2 separate regions of the Homo sapiens genome follow, and region 2 is linked to region 1. Evidence: read pairs that join two places in POLR2A ChIA-PET (ENCODE). Cell type or tissue: CD4-positive, alpha-beta T cell. All regions are shown on one strand. Each heading gives the region's core, and the rest is flanking DNA. Links, peaks and the distances in the headings are about the cores only. Region 1 has its middle 10 kb from the start of RASA3. Region 2 overlaps RASA3 (RAS p21 protein activator 3).

What was found. Peaks named below come from ENCODE experiments on the same cell type or tissue, not always from the same donor. Only the 100,000 strongest peaks of a DNase experiment are listed, where the experiment ranks them.
Region 2: POLR2A ChIA-PET joins it to region 1 with 10 read pairs; 10 of 35 experiments call an interaction of 5 or more read pairs at or near these places.

What each region holds. Positions count from the first base shown.
Region 1 is chr13:114,136,822-114,149,083 of GRCh38, reverse strand. No RefSeq gene overlaps it. Among named protein-coding and RNA genes, the nearest start is that of RASA3, 10 kb to the right of the region's middle. RefSeq lists enhancers at 195-374, 705-764, 7,450-8,445. In CD4-positive, alpha-beta T cell, for the core only: CTCF peaks have their summits at 4,958 and 5,161; DNase peaks (open chromatin) are centred at 5,173, 5,863, 6,283, 8,043 and 4 weaker places; H3K4me3 peaks cover 2,684 bases; H3K27ac peaks cover 5,491 bases.
Region 2 is chr13:114,058,900-114,071,161 of GRCh38, reverse strand. The region is part of intron 2 of RASA3 (RAS p21 protein activator 3); the gene reads left to right. Among named protein-coding and RNA genes, the nearest start is that of RASA3-IT1, 45 kb to the left of the region's middle. RefSeq lists enhancers at 3,004-3,183, 3,264-3,353, 3,454-3,513, 3,664-3,723, 4,324-4,453 and 3 more and silencers at 3,994-4,113, 4,784-4,853. In CD4-positive, alpha-beta T cell, for the core only: no CTCF peak of the experiment used is centred there; DNase peaks (open chromatin) are centred at 3,071, 5,291, 5,691, 6,921 and 3 weaker places; H3K4me3 peaks cover 3,488 bases; H3K27ac peaks cover 5,055 bases.

The DNA.
Region 1 (12,262 bases), core at 2,564-10,563:
CCCAGAACCGACCCAGCCTCCGAGGAGAATCCAGGATCCACCCAGCCCCCACGGAGATCCCAGGATCTCCTTGTTTTTTAATCGAAAACTTGTTTTTCTCTCCTGTTTTTAATTTCTTAAGGAGAAAATTTGAGACGAAGACAATGGCCACCTAAATTTGTGTGATACCCTGTTATTTCACAGTTGCCTTACAAGAATAACCGTGTCTCATTTGTCACTTTCTGCTACCTGAGAAACCACTCTGTATGATGTTGACGTGTGACCATGTCCAGGTGCAGCTGACGTAGTCTCAGAGACGTGTCTTTGGAAAAAACAGTACACAACAAATGATTATGAGCCATTCTGAGCATGGTGGTGAGCTGCAGCCAGCAGAACACACCCAGCCCTGCCAGCAAAGGAAGCTTGGTCAACCACAGCAGCCTGTATGGGCTGCGATGGAAACCATGTTGAGTCCCCACCTCACAGTTGAGAAAAGCAACATAATTTCACATGATGCACTAGCCGTGGCGCCTGCTACACACGAGCTCTGGAAACCTCAGCTGCCCTCATCGCTTCCTGCCATTCTGGAAGAAAAGTTAAAATTGGAATTAGCAGTAACACGGGCCTCTCAGAGTTTTGAATAAATAGTGCTGTAACTCATCCTAGTAACTTAACTGGGAACCAGGCATCTCAGCTGGTGTTGCAAAGTCACGCAGGGCTGGGGATCCCCGAGCCCCCTGGGTGAGCTGGGTCTTGCCTATTAGCTCTGTAGACAAGGCAGGTTCCAAAGGGCAGTGCGAATGTGCTTCGAGTTTTACAAAATTCTGTGAGTTCAAAGCCTTTGGATATCTGAGTCTGTCTTAAGAGAGCCTCAAGCTAATATTCACACAATTGTGTGTCTCGGTATACAGTTTAAATGCTGGCATTTAGCTTAGAGAACAAAGAAAACGTGAAGTCAAAGAAGGAACAAAAGCATTATATCCTATCAAAAAATAACCAAATACTATTCAACCATTTTGAAAATTTCTGATTCTGGCATTGGGGAAAGTGGCTGCAGATGACGGTGATGCATGCCCAGCAAGTGGAGGAGGCCGGGGGCAGAATGTTGCCCAGGTGCTGGGTCGGTTCTGGGTTCTCCGTGGGGGCTGGGTCGGTTGTGGGATCTCCTCGGGGGCTGGGTCGGTTCTGGGGTCTCCTCGGGGGCTGGGTCGGTTGTGGGATCTCCTCGGGGGCTGGGTCGGTTCTGGGGTCTCCTCGGGGGCTGGGTCGGTTGTGGGATCTCCTCGGGGGCTGGGTCGGTTGTGGGATCTCCTCGGGGGCTGGGTCGGTTCTGGGATCTCCTCGGGGGCTGGGTCGGTTCTGGGGTCTCCTCGGGGGCTGGGTCGGTTGTGGGATCTCCTCGGGGGCTGGGTCGGTTCTGGGATCTCCTCGGGGGCTGGGTCGGTTCTGGGGTCTCCTCGGGGGCTGGGTCGGTTCTGGGGTCTCCTCGGGGGCTGGGTCGGTTCTGGGATCTCCTCGGGGGCTGGGTCGGTTGTGGGATCTCATTGGGGGCTGGGTCGGTTCTGGGATCTCCTCGGGGGCTGGGTCGGTTCTGGGTTCTCCTCGGGGGCTGGGTCGGTTCTGGGATCTCCTCGGGGGCTGGGTCGGTTCTGGGTTCTCCTCGGGGGCTGGGTCGGTTCTGGGTTCTCCTCGGGGGCTGGGTCGGTTCTGGATTCTCCTTGGGGGCTGGGTCGGTTCAGGATTCTCCTTGGGGCTTGAACAGTTGCTTCTTCTTGCCTGTCTTCTCAACTCTGTGCCTTAAACCAACTTAACCATCAAAGAAAACAAATTGTATGTGCTTCCTACCCTGGGTCTTCTTAATTGTTTGTGGAATTCTGGAAAATTCGCGAGCAAGGCTGTTCCCTCTAATTTAGTGGTTCAGAAACTGATTTTAGGCTTTCCATCTCCTTGACGTCGAAAACTTGCCAAACTTTAACTTCTGTGATCTTTGATTCACTGCTTAAAACAGGTCCTGGGCATCAGGTTTAGATCCACTGCCGAAATGGAAAATCCTGTTCTCAGACACAGCGGTGAGTGTGATGCTGCAGACAGTTCTCATTGGGATCCACCTTGTGATTCTCATTTGGGTCTAATAGCCTTTCTTTTTTTCAGTTCCTTGTTATTAAGTTGCTGTTTGAATGGGCGTGTGGGTAATCTCTGTGTGTGTGTGTTCGTGTGTGTGCAAGGGAGTTCACGCGGGGGGATGTCAGGCCGGCACACAGGAATGGAAAGGCTGCCCACTGGTCTCTGGAGCTGTTGAGGCTTCAGAGCGTCTCTTCCACTGCCGCCCTCCAGGGGCTCCCTCGCAGAGAGCGGAAGGCAAGGGCTGCCTGGGCTGCCATGGGCCATGGCTGAGACTGAGAAGTCTTTCCAGGATGGTAAGTAAAGCAGGTGGGCACGGGGTAGGTGGGCACAGGTGAGCTGACAGCCAGCAGCCCAGGGAGCCCCGAAGTTCAGTCCATATTCTGTCTTCAGATTTGGATTCACTCCCCGTGGTTTAGAAACAGTGCTGTTTGAGGTTAAAAACAAAACAAACAAAAAGCCTGATTTTCAATTCTCAGAATGGATGAGAAGAGTGCCCTATGGAGACTGGACTGTTTTTTCTTCTTAAGTGAATAGCTCAAGGGGAACGTCCAGGTGCCGGCCTTCGGGGGTCTCTGCGCCACTGGAGCGGGGGCTGTTGGGCCTGCGGAGATGCGCGAGTTGGAGTCTGAGGGTGGGTGTGGGTTCCCACCACCACGGGCACCACCATTTCTATCACCAGTTGGAGAAGTCCGTTTACCTGTGGAGCAGATTCTCGAGTATTGGAGGAAACACTGTGGAAGCATCGACCGTTGAATGCAGATTCGTGTTCTGTTTATTACTGCTAAGTGAGATGCAATTAGGAATGAGATATCTTCACCCCACTGAGTCTGGGAGGGTCAATGAGCAGTCACATCAGTGAGCAGGCCAGGTGGTGACGCGTGTTACGTGCGTGTTACTCAGGAAAATAAAGCAGGGCAGATGCAGGTAAGGGCCAGTTATTTGACGTTGTGTAGTCGAGGAAATCTCGCTCGCAGGTGTCCTCAGAGAGAAGCAACACACAGATCCCTGGGGACAGAGCATTGCTGCAGAGGGAATTCCTGCAGAGAGCAAGACAGAGCATTCCTACAGGGGGAATGTGCAAAGGCCCCGGGAAGGGAGAGACCCGTTCTGCTGAAGGGAAAGCAAGAAGGCAGAGGGTTGGAGCCAGGAGGCCTGGAGCTGCTGGGTGACGCCTGAGCCCCCGGGCTCCTGTGTGCACGATGGCGCTTTGTGATTTGTGCCAAGGGGGACAGGAGGACAGTCCAGGGTTTTGGCAGAGAAGTGACATGGCTCCTTGTAAATCTTCACAGGACCAGGATAACATCACAACAGGTAGTTAATTCACCACCACACATTTATAGTCTGAGGTCCTTGGACTGTATGAGCTACAACAATGACAGATAATCCAGGTGAGTGCCTCACAAACCCCTGCTGCCCCAGCTCCCACCCGTGGCATTTAGGCCAAGAAGCCCCATTGGTCCCCAGGGACTCTCCAGCCCCTGCCCTCCTTCCTCCTGCCCGGACCAGCCCATCTGTCACAGGGGGCTCTCTAGCCACCTGCCTCTCTTCCTCTCTGAAGGCTGCATGGAGCTGCTTGTCTTTGTAGCTGAACACTCAGGCCCCTGCTTGGTCATCCAGCCAGTCATGGTGGGAGTGGCAAGAGGAGAGCCTGAGATGATGAGGGGTCAGTGATGCTGTCTTCCGGTCCATGGCTCATTAGAGATACCCTGTAATTTGCAGTGTTCTTTCTCCAGGAGGAACAGAGCCCCTCTAATTATATCTGCTCTTATTGAAACCTGAAAAATGCAGGCAGAGTGATAAGAGAATGAAACTGTGGCTGCACCTTCCTGGCCTCCCTTCAAATATGTAAAGGGTCCTAAGGCGAGCCCTGGCTGGGGGGTCTTGAGCCCATGGCTTCTCCCTCGGTGCCTTTCACAGGTGGTCCAGGGCAAACGCTTGGTGCCCATTCAATTAAAATAGCGAAGGAGATGAGCTACAGCTTCTGCAAGGACGGCGTGGGGCTGTAGCCTCTAGGGCCTTAGTTAGAACCACATGAAAACACGAATGCTGGGGAGTAAAATTGCAGGAAATGAATGCAGGAACAGACATGGCTCGGATGTAGCAGAGGTGGGATCGGGAGTGATTTCGTTCCAATTCCCCGATGCTGCTTTCATAGCTGTTGGGGTTGAGTTTGAGGTGTTGTAGTTGAACCTGTGTTGTAAGGGCGGAAAGCCTCATCAGCCCAGTGACTGCACAGCCACGCGGAAGCCTCCCCAGTCAGAGGCGGCCTTGGAGGGCAGCTCGCTGTTCTCACTCAGTCCTGATTCTCGGCTCTCTCCTGACTCCCCAAGGTTTCTTCAACCAATTTGAAAGGGGCAAATAGGAAGCTCTGAAGGACAAGGCCCCACAAAGACCCCACACCCTGCAAATCCCCCAGGGGCTGTGCAGGAAGGGCACAGCGAGGCCCCCAGGAATCAGCCCAGCCTCTGTGCCTTGGGTCCTGGACCTGGGTGGGCGAGAGTCCACGTGCCCGGAGCCAGAACCTGTCCCCAGCCCTTGACAGAGCCACATCTCAGGGGACCATTCCAGGTGGGGTGACAGTTCCCAGCTGCAGCGCCTGGAAGCCCAGGCTGTGGGCAGACGGTCCTTACCTCTGGGGTGGGCATGAGTCGAGAGGCAGGACCTTGTGGGGTGACAGCTCTGGACCCTGAGTTGGAATGTGCACCACTCCCAGCTGAGTACCCACTGGTCACACGTTGGGCCCCCATGGCCTCCCTTCAGCCTCTTCACAGGAAACACGAAGGTGGCGTGGGCCAGGGAGGGGAGTTGACTTGAATAGGGCATTTCAAACTGCCAGTCACAAGCGAGGCCAAGGTTTAACAAATGACTCAGGAAAAAACGGGGTTGGGGGAGGGCATGAGACACTCCCAGGTGGGAGGAGGTACAGGCAGCGCTCCCTGCGTTCACACTCACCGTGGCTTTGTGACAGGGATGCACTCTGAGAAATACATGGCTGGGCGATTTCTCTGTGCGGGCCTCACAGTGACTTACACACGCCTGGATGGCCGGGCCCCCTGTAGGCCTGGGCTGCAAGGTACAGCCAGCGCTCCTCCGCCACAGACCTGTGTGCAGGCTCCTGTACCGAATGCCACAGGCGACTGCCACACAGTGGTGTATGTGCGTCCAAACACAACTAACCCGGGAGAGGACAGTAAGAATCTGGTGCTACAATCCTGTGGGACCACCCTGCTTGACCAAAACATTGTTATATGGTGCGTGGCTGTATTTCCTCCATATCAAAACATTGTTATATGGTGCGTGGCTGTATTTCCTCCATATCAAAACATTGTTATATGGTGCGTGGCTGTATTTCCTCCATATCAAAACATTGTCATGTGGTGCGTGACTGTATTTCCTCCATAGAACAGATGTCAGCGACCCCAGAGCATGGGTTCGTGCAATTTTATAAACTCTATAAGCCCATCGAATTGAATTTTTAGTAATGGCTCTGTTTAACAACCAGCTTGCAAAATTCCTGAACACGTAATGCTTGGTTGTCCTGAGCTGGCACCTTCGGCACATGCGCACATGCTCTCACACGTCCTCACACACACACACTCCCTCACTTACACTCACACACTGTCGTTCACACATACAAGCACACACATACGTGCACACAGCAGCTGCTCACGGCATCTACTTGAGGGGCCCGACACTCATTTAGAAGCTGAGTACACAAGGTTAGTCTAGGAAGCTAGAACAGAATGTAAAACATCAGGATGTGGCCTGTCTAGTCGGGATAAACATTGTTTATACGTTGGGACACATTTGACTCCTTTCACACCTGGTGCTGGTTGGCTTGGAGAGCAGTGGGGCGCCAGCCAGCTGCCCTGACAGCCACGCCTCCTGGAGGGTGGAGAGAGCCTGGTCTGCAGAAAGCCTGCTTGCTTCCTGAGGGGCACAGACACAGGTGGCCTGAGAGGGAGAAGGTTCTGGAACAGGGGGCCCAGAGGAAAGCCTGCAGCAGGAGCCAGGGTCACGGCGCCCAGCAGCTGCCCTCGCCCTGGCTCGTCCTGCTCCAGGCCAAGCCACCCATCTCGGAGCCGCCGTAAGGCCTCCTGCAGTCAAACCGCGAGGCAGCACCATGCCCACAAGAACTTGAGGTTTCTCCTGGCCTCAACCTTCCTCTCATGACAACAAGGCACCAATTTCCACGAAGGGCTCTGCGCTCAGGGCAGGGCTGGTAAACACGAGGTCACGCCCTTCCTGTGAGGGAGGTTCCAGTTCCCACAGCGGAGGCCTCGGGCAGGTGGGGGCTGCCGCAAGAGCAGGACAGGGCCAGGGAGCTGGTGTCCACTCCCACATAGTCCTCTTGCTTTAAACGGTTCTCTTTTGAGATAATTGCAGATTCACACACAGTCGTAAGGAATAACACGGAGAGTGCCTGTTCCCTTTGCCCAGTTCCCCCAACAGCAGCCCCTTTGCCCAGTTCCCCCAACAGCAGCATCTTGCAAAGCAAGGAGTGGTCACCGATGGGATCAAGTGCCCTGAGGGCGGATGGCACCAGCTGCACATACACTGGGTGTGAGCGTGTGTGTCAGTGTGTGTGTGAGCATGGGGGTGTGTGTGTCAGTGTATGTGTATGGGTGAGTCTGTGTGAGTCTGTCAGTGCGTCTGTGTATATGTGGGTGTGCATGTGTGTGTGTCTGTGTGCATGTGGGTGTGTGAGAGTATCAGTGTGTCTATGTGTATGTGTGCATGTGGGTGCGCATGTGTGTGTCAGTGTCTGTATGTGTGCATGTGGGTATGCTTGTGTGTGTGTGCATGTGGGTGTCCGTGTGTGTGTACCAGTGTGTCTGTGTGCATGTGTGCATGTGGGTGTATTTGTGTGAGGAGCATGAATGTGTGTGAAGGAGGAAGTGCATGAATGTGTGTGCATGTCTGTGTGTGTGCTTGTGTGTGTGAGGGACTGGGAGTGTGTGTGTGAGGGACTGTGTGACCATATGTGCATGTGCGAGTGTGTGCATGTGGGTGTGAGGGAGGGGAGGGTGTGTGAGCATGTATGAGCGTGAGTATGCTTGTGTATGTGTGCATGAGTGAGGGAGTGTGTGTGCATGTGTGTGAGTGCATGTGGGTGAGGGTGTGTGAGGAAGTGTGTGAGGATGTGTGTGAGCATGTGCACGTGTGTGCTTGCATGTGTGAGTGAGGGAGGGTGTGTGTGTGCGAATGAAGGAGGGTGTGGGCATGTGAGGACATGTGTGAGCATGTGTGCATGTGTGTCTGTGAGGGAGGGAGGGTGTGTGCATGTGAGTTTGTATGTGTATGTGTGAGGGAGTGTGTGTGCGTGTGTGAGTGCATGTGAGGGAATTTGTGTGTAAGGTTGTGTGTGAGGGAGGGAGTATGTATGTGCGCATGTGTGTGCACGTGTCATTGAGGGAGTGTGTGTGCGCGCGTATGAGTGAGTGTGTGTGTGCATGTGTGCGCTAGCGTGTGTGAGTGAGGGAGGGTGTGTGCATGTGAGGGAGTGTGTGTGTGAATGAGGGAGTGTGTGTGAGCATGTGTGCATGTGTGCTTACATGTGAGGTAGTGTGTGCGTGTGTGTGTGAGGGAGTGTGCACATGTGAGTGTGTCTAGTTTTGGGCAGTTGTGTCCCATGTGTGTGTGTGAGGGAGTGTGTGTGCATGTGTGTGTGAGGGACGAGCTGGGCAGTTGTGTCCCGTGTGTGTGTGTGTGTGAGTGTGTGTGTGAGTGTGTCTAGAGCTGGGCAGTTGTGCCCTGTATGCAGATCTCTGTGCAGATGCCGGACATTTCCATCCCACGAGCATCTCTCCTGCTCCTTTTCCAGCCACAGCCACCTCCTGCCCCTCCCTGACCCCTGACCGCTGACACCCGCTGCTCTGCTTTCCGTTGCTGTGACTTTGTCAGCTTGAGACTGTCTCCCTTCACTCAGCCCAGTTCCCCTGAGGCTCACCTGCAACACTGTGCACCCGCTCGCTTGCTGCTTTTCACGCAGTTCACTCTTTACCTGCTGAAGGACAGCTTGAAGGTTGCCTCCAGTTTTCTGCCATTACAAATAAATCTGCGGTGAACGTTTGTGTTTTTTATGCATCATGTATTTTGAAGGGCATTTTCCTCACTCTCCTAATCCACAGCCTTCCTTGTGGGTGGGAGGAGGCTGAGCCTGGGCAGACTGCGGGGGCTCCCTGGGGACAGCACCCACACTTCGGCTTCTCTTCTGTGGTCCTGGTGTGGTTTATGTACGTACAAGAGTTAGATCTGCAAATCCACCAGGGGCCCGACACAGTGTGCAGTGCTGGGAGGATGGCAGAGAGGAAAAATGCCTGCCAGTGCTCTCGGGAAAAATAACCACGAGAAAAGCTACCTCTAGCCGACTGTTTCTTATCTGCCAGACACAGGACACACAGCACACGCAGCTTGGTCCCGGCACAGGCCTGCGGGCGGGCACTGCTGCCAGCCCCATTTTACAGACGAAGAAATTGGGAGACAATCTGGGGAGATGAGTTAGCTTCACAGGAAACTATTTGAAGAAATAAAAGTAATTGACGCGGTGGTTCACAACTCCTAAGTATAATGAAAGCAGCCGCGATCGTTGTCACAGTCAAGGTGCCAGGGATTTGTGGGCTGAGGGGCATTCATCAGCACCCACGGCTTCTGCGGGCCTGGGGGCGGGGGCGTGAGCGTCTCCCTCTGCTCTCCTGCCCTGCCCTGCACAACCTGGTGAATTTCCTGTCCCACCCGCTGCCCCACCCCTCCCTGAAGCAGGGAGGTTGGCAACTGAGCTTGTGAGGCTCAAGGGTACCTAGGATGGGCCACTCGGAGGGGAGGCAGCTCTCCTCGGCCATCACAGCCAGAAAGTGGGCTTTGAGTGTTCCGTGCGGTGCTGCCACCGTGTCTACACCCACCTCCACCGTGTCTACACCCACCACCGTGTCTACACCCACCTCCACCGTGTCTACACTCACCGCCACCGTGTCTACACCCACCGCCACCGTGTCTACACCCACCACCGTGTCTACACCCACCTCCACCGTGTCTACACCCACCACCCTGTCTACACCCACCTCCACCATGTCTACACCCACCGCCGTGTCTACACCCACCGCCACTGTGTCTACACCCACCACCGTGTCTACACCCACCTCCACCGTGTCTACACCCACCATCGTGTCTACACCCACCACCGTGTCTACACCCACCGCCACCGTGTCTACACCCACCACCGTGTCTACACCCACCTCCACCGTGTCTACACCCACCTCCACCGTGTCTACACCCACCACCCTGTCTACACCCACCTCCACCATGTCTACACCCACCGCCGTGTCTACACCCACCACCGTGTCTACACCCACCTCTGCCGTGTCTACACTCACCTCCGCCGTGTCTACACCCACCACCATGTCTAAAACCACCTCCACTGTGTCTACACCCACCGCCACCGTGTCTACACCCACCACCACCGTGTCTACACCCACCACCATGTCTACACCCACCTCCACCGTGTCTACACCCACCGCCGTGTCTACACCCACCTCCACCGTGTCTACACCCACCTCCGCCATGTCTACACCCACCACCACCGTGTCTACACCCAACTCCACCTTGTCTACACCCACCACCCTGTCTACATCCACCTCCACCGTGTCTACACCCACCACCACCGTGTCTACACCCACCACCGTGTCTACACCCACCACCACCGTGTCTACACCCACCACCACCGTGTCTACACCCAACTCCACCTTGTCTACACCCACCACCCTGTCTACATCCACCTCCACCGTGTCTACACCCACCACCACCGTGTCTACACCCACCACCGTGTCTACACCCACCGCCACCGTGTCTACACCCACCGCCACCGTGTCTACACCCACCACCGTGTCTACACCCACCTCCACCGTGTCTAAACCCACCTCCATGTCTACACCCACCTCCACCGTGTCTACACCCACCGCCGTGTCTAAACCCACCTCCACCGTGTCTACACCCACCACCACTGTGTCTACACCCACCACCGTGTCTACACCCACCTCCGCCGTGTCTACACCCACCACCGCTGTGTCTACACCCACCACCGTGTCTACACCCACCTCCGCCGTGTCTACACCCACCTCCGCCGTGTCTACACCCACCACCACCGTGTCTACACCCACCACCGCCGTGTCTACACCCACCACCGTGTCTAAACCCACCACCGTGTCTACACCCACCTCCACCGCGTCTACACCCACCGCCACCGTGTCTACACCCACCGCCGTGTCTACACCCACCTCCACCGTGTCTACACCCACCACCACTGTGTCTACACCCACCACCGTGTCTAAACCCACCACCGTGTCTACACCCACCTCCACCGCGTCTACACCCACCGCCACCGTGTCTACACCCACCACCGTGTCTACACCCACCTCCACCGTGTCTACACCCACCACCGTGTCTACACCCACCACCGTGTCTAAACCCACCTCCACCGTGTCTACACCCACCGCCACCGTGTCTACACCCACCACCGTGTCTACACCCACCTCCACCGTGTCTACACCCACCACCGTGTCTACACCCACCACCGTGTCTAAACCCACCTCCACCGTGTCTACACCCACCACCACCGTGTCTACACCCACCACCGTGTCTACACCCACCTCCACCGTGTCTACACCCACCGCCGTGTCTACACCCACCACCGTGTCTACACCCACCTCCACCGTGTCTACACCCACCTCCACCATGTCTACACCCACCACCGTGTCTACACCCACTTCCACCGTGTCTACACCCACCTCCACCGTGTCTACACCCACCGCCACCGTGTCTACACCCACTGCTGTCTGCTTCATGACTCGGGGGTCTAGGCTGCTTCTTTCCTCTCTCTCTGCATTTCAAGAAGATGAGAGCGAGACCATGATGCTCCGTGGTAAGGCCCACCTGAGCCTCCGACTGTAGTTGATAAACCCAGCACAGCATTGCGTCTCCTGTCCATCAACAACACAGACCACCAGGCCTCGGCATCCACAGGAATCTTGGAGTGGACCTGTCTGCTTCTCTCAGTTGTGTGGCTCAACTAATGTTTGAGAAAGACTCTTCGGTGGCTATTTATTCATCTCTCTAGATTCTCCAAATGTGTTCTTTCGCAGCTCATCAGGTCACTAGAAAGCTACTTTCTTTGACTTCTAAGTGCCTACATAAATTTTATGCGAGAATTATGATTTAATGTTATATTTTTACTACATTCATTCAACAAACATTCATTGAGCATTTACCATGTTCTAGGCCCTGTAGTGAGTGTCATTTGAGATTAAAAACATCCTCCCCTAACTTGTCCAATATTCCTTTTGAAAAGAATTCCCTAAAAAATTTCTTGTATTGCCTTGTGGGCTAAAGTACTGTCTTTCCTGAAAGTCTGACATGCTTCCTTTTATCAGATAATGTGACTTGTGTAAGATTCATATTTCCATATTTCCCTTTTCACCTTGGCTATCCGGAAGCTCAGTGTGTAGCTTTACGTTCAGCTGTTCTCACCTTACATGTGTCAACAAATCCACTAAAAAAATTTCTTTTAAAAGGAAAGAGACAGGCCGGGCGCGGTGGCTCACGCCTGTAACCCCAGTACTTTGGGAGGCTGAGGCGGGCGGATCACCTGAAGTCAGGAGTTCGAGACCATCCTCAACATGGAGAAACCCTGTCTCTACTAAAAATACAAAATTAGCCAGGCATAGTGGTGCATGCCTGTAATCCCAGCTACTCGGGAGGCTGAGGCAGGAGAATTGCTTGAACCTGGGATGCGGAGGTTGTGGTGAGCGCCGAGATTGCGCCATTGCACTCCAGCCTGGGCAACAAGAGCGAAACTCCATCTCAAAAAAAAAAAAAAAAAGGGGAAAGAGACATTATTCCAGCAAGCAGTTTGCAAACTGGGAGATGCTGCCTTTGGAACAAAACAAAGGTGCATTCCAGAGAAGAAACATGCGATTGTCTTCCACAAGGGAATTCCTGCCCAGGATCTCATTCTGGCCTTTATGCAGATAAGGGAGGCAGACTTGCTTCATTCTGTTTGGTAGAGCCTGGTAGCAGTCTATTGGTTTGGTCCAGAGGGCAAATTGGGATTTTCTGGCCTTGGTTGATTCCAGCAGCATGAACAGACAGCTGTGAAATTTCCAGC
Region 2 (12,262 bases), core at 2,117-10,116, 77 kb after region 1:
TGGGCGACAGAGCAAGACCTTGTCTCAAAAAAACCCAAAACACACACAACAAAAGACTGATAGCAAAGAAAGAGAAACCCATGTGGGACAGTTCCAAGAGAGTAAAACTGTGGCACCGTTTAGCGTGGACGCCGGCAGCCCTGCCCACGTGTAACACTGTGGCGCCGTTTAGCGTGGACGCCGGCAGCCCTGCCCACGTGTAACACTGTGGCGCCGTTTAGCGTGGACGCCGGCAGCCCTGCCCACGTGTAAAACTGTGGCGCCGTTTAGCGTGGACGCCGGCAGCCCTGCCCACGTGTAAAACTGTGGCGCCGTTTAGCGTGGACGCCGGCAGCCCTGCCCACGTGTAAGACTGTGGCGCCGTTTAGCGTGGACGCCGGCAGCCCTGCCCACGTGTAAGACTGTGGAGCCGTTTAGCGTGGACGCCGGCAGCCCTGCCCACGTGTAAGACTGTGGCGCCGTTTAGCGTGGACGCCGGCAGCCCTGCCCACGTGTAAGACTGTGGAGCCGTTTAGCGTGGACGCCGGCAGCCCTGCCCACGTGTAACACTGGCGCCGTTTAGTGTGGACGCTGGCAGCCCTGTCCATTTGGAGGGCTGTGCGGGCTGGCCGCCCCTGTAGTGTGAGGGCAAAACGCAAATCAACCCACCCCATACAAAAAGTTGGCAGGAAAGGTACTTGAACCCAAAAGCTGGCTCTCTCATAAACTTGCAGCTGGAATCCACGCTACATCTGTGGTCGGAAGCCCTCCATCGGTGCACATGCATTAACAGAGTCCTGTATTAGTCATTGGTCGACATCCACCTGAGAGGCAGGTGTCAGGCAGGGCTGCCCCACATGCTGGGGAGTTTAGTCCTGGCCACCGCCCCCTCCTTGCTCCATGGTGGCACCCACTTTGGGGCCGGTCCCCCAAGTCTCCTGGTCCCCGAGTCTCCCATCCCCCGAGTCTCCCACCCCCCAGTCTCCCAGCCCCCAAGTCTCCCGGCCCCCCGAGTCTCCCAACCCCCGAGTCTCCCGGCCGCCTGAGTCTCCCAGCCCCCGAGTCTCCTGGCCCCCCAGTTTCCCGGTCCCCCCAAGTCTCCCGGCTCCCCGAGTCTCCCAGTCCCCAAGTCTCCCACCCCCCAGTCTCCCACCCCCCAGTCTCCCGGCCCCCGAGTCTCCCGGCCCCCCAGTTTCCCGGTTCCCCCAAGTCTCCCGGCTCCCTGAGTCTCCCAGTCCCCGAGTCTCCCACCCCCCCAGTCTCCCACCCCCCAGTCTCCTGACCCCTGAGTCTCCCGGCCCCTGAGTCTCCTGGCCCCCCAAGTCTCCCGGCCCCCGAGTCTCCTGGCCCCCCAAGTGGTCCCCTGAGTCTCTCAGCCCCCGAGTCTCCCGGCCCCCCAAGTCTCCCGGCCCCCGAGTCTCCCAGCCCCCCAAGTCTCCCAGCCCCCGAGCCTCCCAGCCCCCCAAGTCTCCTGGCCCCCCGAGTCTCCTGGCCCCCCAGTTTCCCGGCCCCCTCAGTTTCCCGGCTCCCCGAGTCTCCCGGCTCCCCGAGTCTCCCGGTCCCCGAATCTCCCATTCCCCCAGTCTCCCACCCCCCAGTCTCCCGACCCCCAAGTCTCCCAACCCCCGAGTCTCCCGACCCCTGAGTCTCCTGGCCCCTGTGTCTCCTGGCCCCCTGAGTCTCCTGGTCCCCCGAGTCTCCCGGCCCCCGAGTCTCCCAGCCCCCCAAGTCTCCCGGTCCCTGAGTCTCCCAGCCCCCCGTGTGCTTCCTCCAAGGTCAGTGTCACCTTTAAGGTCTGATGGTTCATTTGGCAAAGTCGCTGTGGAAAGAAAAAAGCCCACGTCTGCATCTCTGAGCTCAGAAGGGCCCCAGGGTGCTCTCTGGCCGCTGGGTCTGCAGCCGGGCAGGAGCCCCTTCTCACATTCCCTGGGGAGAAGCACTTGGGTCAAGTTTGATTTGCTGTTGCCCAATATCGCCGTCTGACTTAGCAGGAAGCTGCAAATGGAATGTGTGAGGAAGGAAAGGCGGAACTCAGCTTCTCTTCTTCCCTCTTTCCCACTAAGGAGGTCACCGACCCAGCTCCACCTCAGGCCTGTGTCCCCCACGCCTCCTCCCTGCGTGTGGCCCGGGCCCCTGGGCCGCGCGTCCGAGGCCCTGGAGTCTGTGGGGCCTCTTTATCGAGTGCTGAGCCGACGTCTGGGGAGAGCGTCCTCTGTCTTCCCTTTTTTCTGTATTTTTCAAGGTGGAGGTTGAAGGGCAGTGTCTGTCACAGGTTTAACTTCAGAACGCATCGAAGTGGACACATTTCAGAGAACAAGCCCTTTCTCTCTGGCCTTGGCCCTTCTCCAAGGAAGTGATTTTGGCAGTTTCTGTCCTACTAGAAAAATAATTTTCTGAGGTTGAGAGTGAACTGTGTTCACAATCCATACCTTTTAGAGCAATCATTTTTAATCATTTAAAGGGCAGCCACTATTTGTTTCCTTATTTACTTAAACTAAAAGGCTCCCTGAAATTGGGTTGGCAGGGCTGGGGCTTGGGAACCAGCTTCCCGCCCTGGACCTCCCCTGGGCCGGCACCCACGACCCTAAAACAAGGAGATGACCCCGCTCCCCAAGGCTGCGCTGCAGTGGAAATCACCGTCTTGTCCAGCAGAAAGGAACAGCTGGCGTCACACACAACAGAACCTAAATCTCTCCTTGCTGGGTTAGTCCAGTCATTTGCAAGAATATTCAGTAAGTGTCGTGTCCTCATTTCCTTCCATCCACGTAAGGACGTGGAATGGTGTCTGTCCCTGCCTGCTTCCTCTGCGCCCACGTGGCTGACCTCTCCCCAAACCCTCATCCACGCAGACAGTCCTGGCTCAGGGAGGCTCTGCCTCAGGGTTCTGGGTCTGACCCTACCCCCTGCCACTGGGGTTGAGGCTGGGCAAAGCCCTCTGCCCCACGCGGAGCCCTGGCCCCCCCTTTCTGTGGAGTTGCTCCTGCGTCCTTTGCAGGGTTCATTTGCATGCCCATCTCGGGGAGAAGGGGCCGTGGCCACAACAGGAAGAAACTGCAGGCGTGGCTGGTTTCTGTGCCCCCTCCACCCAGAGGTGCCACGGCCTGAACTCCTGCTCCGAAAGCTGGTTATGCGTTAGGTTACAAAGCTGTGTCTGTAGGAAAAGTTCTTTTGTTTAAAAAATCATGAGCACCCCCAAAATGATCTGGATACGCAGACAAAAACGTCAATGTGATGTGATTTCTGAGAAGTGGAATTATGGGGGAGTTCTTGTTCTTTTGTTTGTGTGTTTTATGTACAATTAGAAGTTACAAGTCAAGGAACAGATAGATCTTCTAGAGCTGAGCGAGGAGAGCTGGGTCTTCCCAGGCAGACGAGGACATCAGACATCACCAGGGACCCTCACTTGGCAGCCCTGAGGGGCAGGCTCTGAGCTCTTCTGGGTGGAAGCCCGTCCCGTCCTGTGTGCACGCAGTGGGTGTTTGTTAAAGACAGGGAGGTTTCTTTCTGTTCATACTGCAAGATGTAAATCACCCCCAAAATAGTACTTTTGTGTAGTAGAAATGACTAAACCAAGAAATGTCTCCACAGCTCCAAAGTTTTTCGGGAGGGGAGAAGTTATTTGGGGTTAGAAACTGAAAGGGGCAGGAGGAAGTTGGTGGTTTGGGAGACAGACGGTTCATTCTCTCAGATGCTTTTAATAAAAACCAAGTTGCTGACTTAGGAAACACCGACTTTGACATTAGGCGACTCATGAAAAGTCACATTTCCCATGAACATTTATTTTCACTCTCAAGTTAGAGCTTAAACAAAAACCTGCTTGACACGACTGGAGGCTTCTTGAAGCCCAGAATATCCCAGAACTGCTGGAGTAGGGGACCCATCCTCAGCCCCAGAGTACCCCAGGTGGGGGCCCATCCTCAGCCCCGGGGTGTCCGCAGGTGGGGGCCCATCCTCAGCCCCAGAAGTGCCCCAGGTGGGGGGCCCGTCCTCAGCCCCAGAGTACCGCAGGTGGGGGCCCATCCTCAGCTCCAGAGTGCCCCAGGTGGGGGGCCCGTCCTCAGCCCCAGAGTGCCCCAGCTGGGGGGCCCATCCTCAGCCCAGGTTGGGGGGCCTGTCCTCAGCCCAGGTCAGGGGGCCAGTCCTCAGCCCAGGTCAGGGGGCCCGTCCTCAGCCCAGGTTGGGGGGCCCGTCCTCAGCCCAGGTAGGGGGGCCTGTCCTCAGCCCAGGTGGGGAGGCCCGTCCTCAGCCCAGGTTGGGCCCATCCTCAGCCCAGGTGGGGGCCCATCCTCAGCCCCAGAGCACCCCAGGCCAGGGATCTGTTCTCTCAGTCCTGGAATGCTGGCCCCAAATCTCCCAGCAGGTCAGAGCCCCTGGTCCTGTCTGTATGACCCCCAAGCCCGGCCCAGCATCTCCATCTCCACCTGCATGTGTGTGTCCTTCCGTGTCATGCTGGCTCACAGGAGCGCACCTGTGTCAGAATGATGCAGGGGGTTCTCTCAGCCGCACAGGAACTCAGCCGGCGGAGAGCATGAGGTTGCTCGTATTCTGTGAGTACTGAGTGTCTACTGCACATGGCAGGCTGCCCCAGGCCCAGGCCTGGAAGGGACTCATCGGCCGCCTGTGCCTGCAGGAGCCTCCTGGCCCTGAGCTGTGGCTGGGCCACTGCAGGGAGAGGCTGGGCCTGTCACGAGGGGGCCGCACCGAGGATCCCATGAGGAGCAAAGGCCAGGTCCCCCCTTCTCCCTCCTGCCCGGGCCTCCTCTCGCCCGGCCGCCTCCCGCTCCTCGGCCGCTGGCCCTCTCTCCTGCCCCTGGCACCTCCCTGGAGAGCCCCTTTTCCCACCAGGGCCTCACTGAGGGTTTGGGGTTTGAGGTGTCTCAGCTGCTGCAGGGGACCCGGTGTCTGGTTGTGCCTCCTCCTGAGAGTCACTGCTGCAGTCACACATCGTGGCCGGGCCCTAAAGACCCAGCCGATTTTCATTTGTTTGTAAGGATGGTGGTTCTTTTTTGGGGGGTATGGGGTGGGAGAGAGGAAAGAGCCTCATGTGCAGGAGAGGCGGGAGCCGAGGCCACAGTGTCCCGGGGTGCTGCGTGCAGTGGTGTGTGGCGTGTGGTGTGTGGCGTGCCTGGCGACCACAGAGCCCATGAGCCGAGGGGCAGCTCCTCGGTGCCCCTGAACAGATGGGGAGACTGAGGCTCGGGGAGGTGAGGTGGCTCACCACGGCCGCTGCAGCTGTGAGTCTCAGCCCAGCCCGCCTGCTTTCCTCACTGAGTCTTTGGGTTCCGTTTGAAGACTCACAGCTCTATTTGCCAACATTTCAAAATAACCCCACCCATCTTGAACCACAGGAGGCTGCAACCCAGTGTGTGTGGGGCTTCCGCTGAGACCTGCCGTGCTGGGTGGTGAGTGGGCTGTGAGCTGACCACGGACCCCTGCCCTCCAGCCTCTGACCTCTGGGAGCCAGGGCTGTGTGACCCTGCAGTGCTGGGTGGCGGGTGGGCTATGAGCTGACCGCGGACCCCCATTCTCCAGCCTGCGGTCTGTGGGAGCCAGGGCTGTGTGGCCCTGCACTGGCCATGTGCTTCTGATGGGTGTGTTTTGCCTCCTGTCCTTTGCGGAGATGGAGCATTTTCCCTGGCCAAGTTGCCCCTTCTCTGTGGGGCGCCTCTGAGGATGAGTCAGGCAGTGACTCAGGACCGCAGAGCTCAGCCCAGAGGCTGGCTTGGGAGCCCCAGGGCTGCTTCGCAGACCCGGTTTGGGGTTTGGTTCCTCTTCACGCAGCCTTTACCCTCTACCCCGAGGCTGGGGCAGCCCTGGCAGCTCCCGGCTCCCCCCAGCGTTTGGGAAATGGGCCCCGAGCCTGCGGCAGAGCACAGAGCTGGGAAACCAGGTTTATTTTCTTATGATCACGTGATGGGAGCAGCCGCAGGCGGGATGGGGCAGCGCCAGCCTTGCGCAGATGCTGGGAAGTGACTCAGGGAGGAGAAGGCGGGGGTTTCTCTGCTGGTCCCAGCTGAGCCCCTGCTCCAGGCTCCAGGAGGAGGAGGAATTCAGTTCAGATGGTTTCCCCTCATCAGAGCCACTACTTAAAGGTCAACTCTGTTTTCTGCAAGAGGTTTTTTCTTTTTTCCCCGTGAAAGTTTGCTTGATTCTGTGAAACTTCATTTGCACTTCTTCCAGAAATGACTGAGGGAAAGGAGACTTTGCCAGGGTCTCTGCCTCAGAGGGAGAGGCTGCTGCGTGCGTTAATTTCCTTAGGCCACATGGCAGGATTTCAGGCGAGCCTGGTCCTCTCAGGCCGCACTTTTTCTTTATTTGGAAAGAGAGTTCCAGAGCCCTCGGGCGGTGAGTGGGGGCCGCCTGGGCCAGGCATTCATCCCGCATCTGACTGCTGCTGACCTCGGCTGGAGACAAAGCCGGCCTGTCCAAGAGATACCCCGAGGTTAAGCTGCTGATGGGAAGGGGGGCACCTGGTGGCTGTGTGGCCCCTTTGAGTCCATCAGAAAGAAGAGATTGTCCGGCACAGGCCACCGAACAGGATGGGGGATGGGAGGAATGCCCTAGCGTTCAGCCGGTTTCATTTTTCTTTTGGAATACGCTTCAAACTCTGCTGCCCAGGAAGGAGAAAGCACAAACCTTCCTGCTGATGAAAGAAAATGGGTGCCCCCACCATGAGACCCACGGACAGCGGGGGGCTGTCCGTGGGCCTGGGCTTTGCACCTGGGAGTGTTGGTGCTGTGTGGAGGGAACTGACCCTGTCCTCAGGCTGAGCCTGGAGTCCCCACAACAGCATAGGGGGGAAAGCTGCTGTCCTCAGACTCCGCGTGGCCTCCAGTGATGGTGCTGTGGCCACTTCCTGCCGGGTGCTCACCGTGGGTTCTGGGTGGGGCTGGGAGGACATGGGGCGTAGGCCATTCTGCCCACGAGGTGACGTGATCGAGGTGGACGTGGCTGGCCTCGCAGCCTCTGCTCCTGCAGGTCCTGGGACGCTGTGTCCATCTGCTGGAGCTCATTTCAGAGTTGGCTGATCACAGGTCCATAGTCACCCACTGGTGACAAATTTAACAAATTTGTGGGGGTTTTTTTAGTTCAAAAAAGATCCTCCTTAAATGTTGTGAAATAATATGTCTTTTAAGTTGCAACACACATTCAGAAGTTCCCGGAGGGTTAAATCCTGAGCATGAAAAGATGGTCATTCTAATAGAAAACAGGCCCAGAGCATTTCAAGAAAAAATGAGATTTAAAACTGCTCATAAAAAGATGGACATTCCACCTCACCAATGAGCCAGACATTTAAAATTTAAGCAGGTTTTTGCCACCGGTTTAGCAAACTGTAGAAATATTTATAAGACGGCGTATGCTGGGGGTGGACACTGGTCCAGACTCCCTGGAGGGTTCTGTGGCTTTGTGTTTCAAAGGCCTCAGGACAGTGCACATCCTTGGAGGAATTTATCCCACGGGGACAATCAGCCACTGCACAGATCTGCGTTCCCAGGGTGCTCACCCCTGCTGCTCCCACCACACAGCGTGCACATGGCAGGGGGACCTGGCACTGCTGTCCACGCACACACGTGCCGTCTGACCCCAGCGTTTTATCAGCTCTTTGGAAAGTGGCCCATGGCCTGATGTGAAAGGAAAAAGCTGACTCTGTCACAGGGAACATAACCTCACTTTTATTTAAAAAATTTATCCGTATTTCCATTCGTATCTTCTATATTTATAACATAAATATTTACTATTATTGTTAATATATTTGTATTATAATATAATGAGTCATTATAGTATGAATATACTTATATTTGTATTATAAATATTGTATTTATGTTATAAATGTAATACAAATATATTTATATTTTGTATATTTTAAACCTATAACATTTATATATTTTATTCTATTTTATATTTTTGGAGAAAAAACTCCAGGAGGATGTTTCCTGGAATGTTAATTCCAGATTTCACTTTCTGATTTTTTTACGTATTTAAAATTTTGTTTCTTTAAAAATAGCTTTATTGAGGTATAATTCAAGCACCGTACAATTCACCCATTTTGAAATGTACAATTCAGTGGTTTTTAGTATATTTGCAGAGTTGTGCAACAATTGCCACAGCCAATTTTAGAACATTTTCATCTCCCTAAAACGACACTCGCGCCCTGTAATCCTCCAGTTTCCGGCCTGCAGCCTCTCCTGGGGCGGCAGACACGGGTCCCCGTTCTGTCGCCGGCTGTGCCTCTCTTGGGCATTTCGTGTCAGTGGAAGCGTCTGGCCCATGGCCTCTGTGTGCGTGGCCTGTTGGTTGGCACCACATTGTGGATGCTGTGGTGTGGGGCCAGGGTCCAGGCGTCCTTCCTCTCCAGGGCTGAGCACCGTTCTGCTGTTGCTCCCTCAGCAGCCGAGGCCCACCTGCCTTGTTTCCACTGTCTGGCTGTCATGACTGAGGCTGTGAGCACGCATGTCTGAGTCTGCGTGCGAACGTGGGCTGTGAGCACGCGTGTCCGAGTCTGCATGCGGACGTGGGCTGTGAGCACGCGTGTCCGAGTCTGCATGCGGACGTGGGCTGTGAGCACGCGTGTCTGAGTCTGCGTGCGGACGTGGGCTGTGAGCACGCGTGTCCGAGTCTGCGTGCGGACGTGGGCTGTGATGTCTATTGCTGCACACCTGGGGGTGGAACCACTGTGTCCCGTGGCGACTGTGTGTTGAACGTCGGAGGAACCGCCAGCCTGTTTTCCGTGGCGGCTGTGGCCACTTGACCTTTGCACAAGTTGTGTGTTTGGATTCGCATCTCCACCTCCCTACCCTTGTTACTGTCTCTTTGATCACAGCCATCCCGGTGGGTCTGATTTTCTTTGTACAATGCGAGCCCCCCCTCAATGAATTTTTGCTTAAAAAAAAGCAATTTGTTGTTTTTAATTGAAATGAAAGGAAGCATTCTTTCCTATGCATGTGTTTTTTTTAAAGCAAACAAAATTAAAATCATAAGTAAGTAAAAAAAAAACCCACAGGAAAATTCTAAAAACTTGCACATAAATGGAATTACGAATCAACTCATCGTGGAAAATCGTGTCTTGCTGGATGTAGGTTATAGATGTAAGGTTAGGCACAGTGGAAAGGGAGATGGAACCTGCAGACCCCAGACGTGGACATGGTCCAGGACGGCGTCAGTCCGACCCCCGCCTTTTCTGCCCACCGTGGGATCTGGAGCCCCCTGCCCACCATGTCCCCTGAGCTGGCTTGACCTTGCCGTCCTCCCCGCCCAACCCCTGCGCCGTGTGCTCTGTGCAGACACGTCCCCTGTTGAGTCTGAGATGGAGTTACCACCGCAAGCACAGGTGACGGCTGAATCCCACTGCCGCCTCCGTGGATAGGGCACCAGAAACCCTCTGGAGAGAAGGCAGCCTGCCACGCTTTGTAATGAGCAGTTCGCTTAAGGATCGTGTTAGACTCCATGGCTAGTATAGATTTCAAAGCTCGTATTTCTTTCTTTCTTTTTCTTTTTTTTTTTTTTTTGAGACAGAGTCTTGCTTTGTCGCCCAGGCTGGAGTGCAGTGGTGCGATCTCGGTTCACTGCAACCTCCGCCTCCCAGGTTCAAGTGATTCTCCTGCCTCAGCCTCCTGAGTAGCTGGGATTACAGGCGCCTGCCGCCATGCCCAGTAATTTTTTTTTTTTTTGTATTTTTAGTAGAGACGGCGTTTCACCATGTTGGCCAGGATGCTCTCAATCTCTTGACCTCATGATCCACCCACCTTGGCCTCCCAAAGGGCTCCTGTTTCATAACCCATCACCCTTAAAGAGCCGTTCTCTGAGGTGGGCCTGGGCGCCTGGGGTTTTTAGAAACCTTTTCAGGCAACCGTAGTTTGCGGTTCTAAGAGGAAAAACATCAAGAGACCTGAAGAACCCAAGCCCCACGCATCAAGGCAGCGTCCCCGGCCATGGCGGAGGGAGCCCCGCGCATCGAGGCAGCGTCCCCGGCCGTGGCGGGGGTGGAGAAGGGAGAACTGAGTTGGGTTTTGGTGTGGCTATTTCTGTGGTATTCCCTCGAAATATTTGCCACTGAAAAAATGAAAAAACTCTAAGTGCTTTTAAGTGAGTAATTTCTGTGCGAGGTCTCGGGAAGAAGAAATGTCTCTGTGTGCAGTGCCCAGGCTCCATCTGCCGGCTGTGGGGGCTCCGTCTGCCGGCTGTGGGGGGCTCCGTCTGCCGGCTGTGGGGGGCTCCATCTGCCGGCTGTGGGGGGCTCCGTCTGCCGGCTGTGGGGGCTCCGTCTGCCGGCTTTGGAGGCCCCGTCTCCCGGCTGTGGAGGTGGCAGAGCCTGGCTGGGGTCTTCCCGAGGGCCCAGCCTCCTGCTCTTCACAGGGAGCCTCAGGGAAGGTGAGGCCTCTGCCTCCCTTTCAAGCCACTGGACTTGAGCTGACCACTGATAACACTGCAGCTCCACCGCGGGCGAGCGCAGCGCTGGGGGACAGTCCTGGCCTGAGCTCCGGGCGTGCGCGGCTCCAGCTGCGTCCTGCCCGCCTCTCGCCTCACTGGAAGCAGAGCGGAACGGGGCGTGTCCGGTCCTGGCCCTTCGCGTCCCCGCAGGCCCGTCACCTCCTGCAGGAGCCCCTCTGGCTTCCCGGCAGTCTTGGCTCTGCCAGAACTGAATTCCTGTCGTCCCCATGAGGACAACCAGGATTTGCTCGGCACCGTGGCCTCTCGGGCTGACCGCTGCACCTTGCTTGCAGAAAGCCCCACCTGTGGAGGCTTGGGTGACCTTCCCTTCCTGGTCCACTGTGCCAGGTCTGGGCAGCTCCTGGCTGCTGACCTGAGACAGGTGATTCCTCCCTGCATGCCCACTGCCCCATCCGTGCATCCGTCCATCCAGTGTCTTGCACGGGCCTGCATATTCCCAGCTGCTGTGGTGAAATGTCTGCTCTGCACCACGTGACCTCGGCTGCACCCTGACCTCTGACCTCGGCTCCCAGCATGCTCCGGTCCTGCCGTGCCCTGCCCAGGCCACGTCAGCCTTCTCCTTGCTCCTACGTCTTTACCACACACAAGCCCTGCTGCCTCGAGGCCTTCGCACCTGGTGTCCCTCTGCCTAGACCCCTCCTGCGCTCTCCGCGCCGTCCATGGCCTCATTCATGCGTTCCCTTGTCCTCCTGCGGGTCTCCTCACCGTCCACAGCGCTGTTCAAGCGCTCACTCGTCCGTAAGCCTCCCTGTCCCCCGAGCGAGGCCACAGTGCTGCCCCCGCCAGCCTTGCCCGCGTTGGACATTCGTGGTTCTGTGTGCTCTTTGGCTGGCTCCATGGGGCCAGGACTTTGCTTCATTGGCTGCTATTCCCACAGTCTAGAACGGGGATGGGCAGCTGAAACAGTCATGGAGAGAGAGAGCGCTGTGGTTTCTGGGTCCAGTGAGCCACGCCTGGCGGGGGCCAAAGACATCGAAAGTGCTCCCCGTTGTTTGGTCCTGGTGTGTGGGAGGCCCTGCCATGTGCTTGTCTCACTGTGCAGGGCAGAGGAAGAAACCTCCAAGCCAGGCAGTGGTGTGTCCTGGGGAGGCCGCTTTGGGGGCAGAGCCACTGCCCTTCCCCAGCCGAGCGCCCTCTGTGCCCGCAGGCTGCACTGTGGAGAGGGCGGTGTCCTGAGGCTGAGAGATGAGGGAACTGGCCTCTGGCAAGGCAGCGTTGAAACGTGGACGTCCCCATCTTCAAAGTCGTGCTTCCCCCGGCAAGGCCCGTGTGGGCACCTGTGCCTCCTGGGTACCTGTGCCTCCTGGGTACCTGCGCCTCCTCGCATTGGCTTCAGCGACGTCTGTCACAGATTCTTACATTTAGACGTGCCATATAGTCTTCCTGGTGGAGACCAACGTCCCCTTGGCCTTGTGAAGCTTACCAGGGCCTGAATTAGGTTGGGGGGAGCAGCTGCACCTGGGGACTGTGCTGTGAAGATGCAGGAGGGCCTGACGGCGGCTCCTCCAGGCGGGACTGTGCTCTGAAGATGCAGGAGATGCAGGTGTTTGGTTTTTTGAGACAGGATCTCGCCCTGTCACTCAGGCAGGAGTGCAGTGCTGTGATCACAGCTCACTGCAGCCTGGAACCCCGGGCTCAAGCAATCCTCCGCTTCGCTGCAGACGTGCGCCACCAAACCCATCTAATTTTTAAATTTTCTGTTGAGTTGGGGTCTTGCTATGTTGCCCAGGTTGATCTCTAACTCCTGGGCTCAAGTGGCGCTTCTGGCATGGCCTCCCAAAGTGCTGGGATTACAGGCGTGAGCCACTGCATCTGGCCTGGATGCAGGTATTTA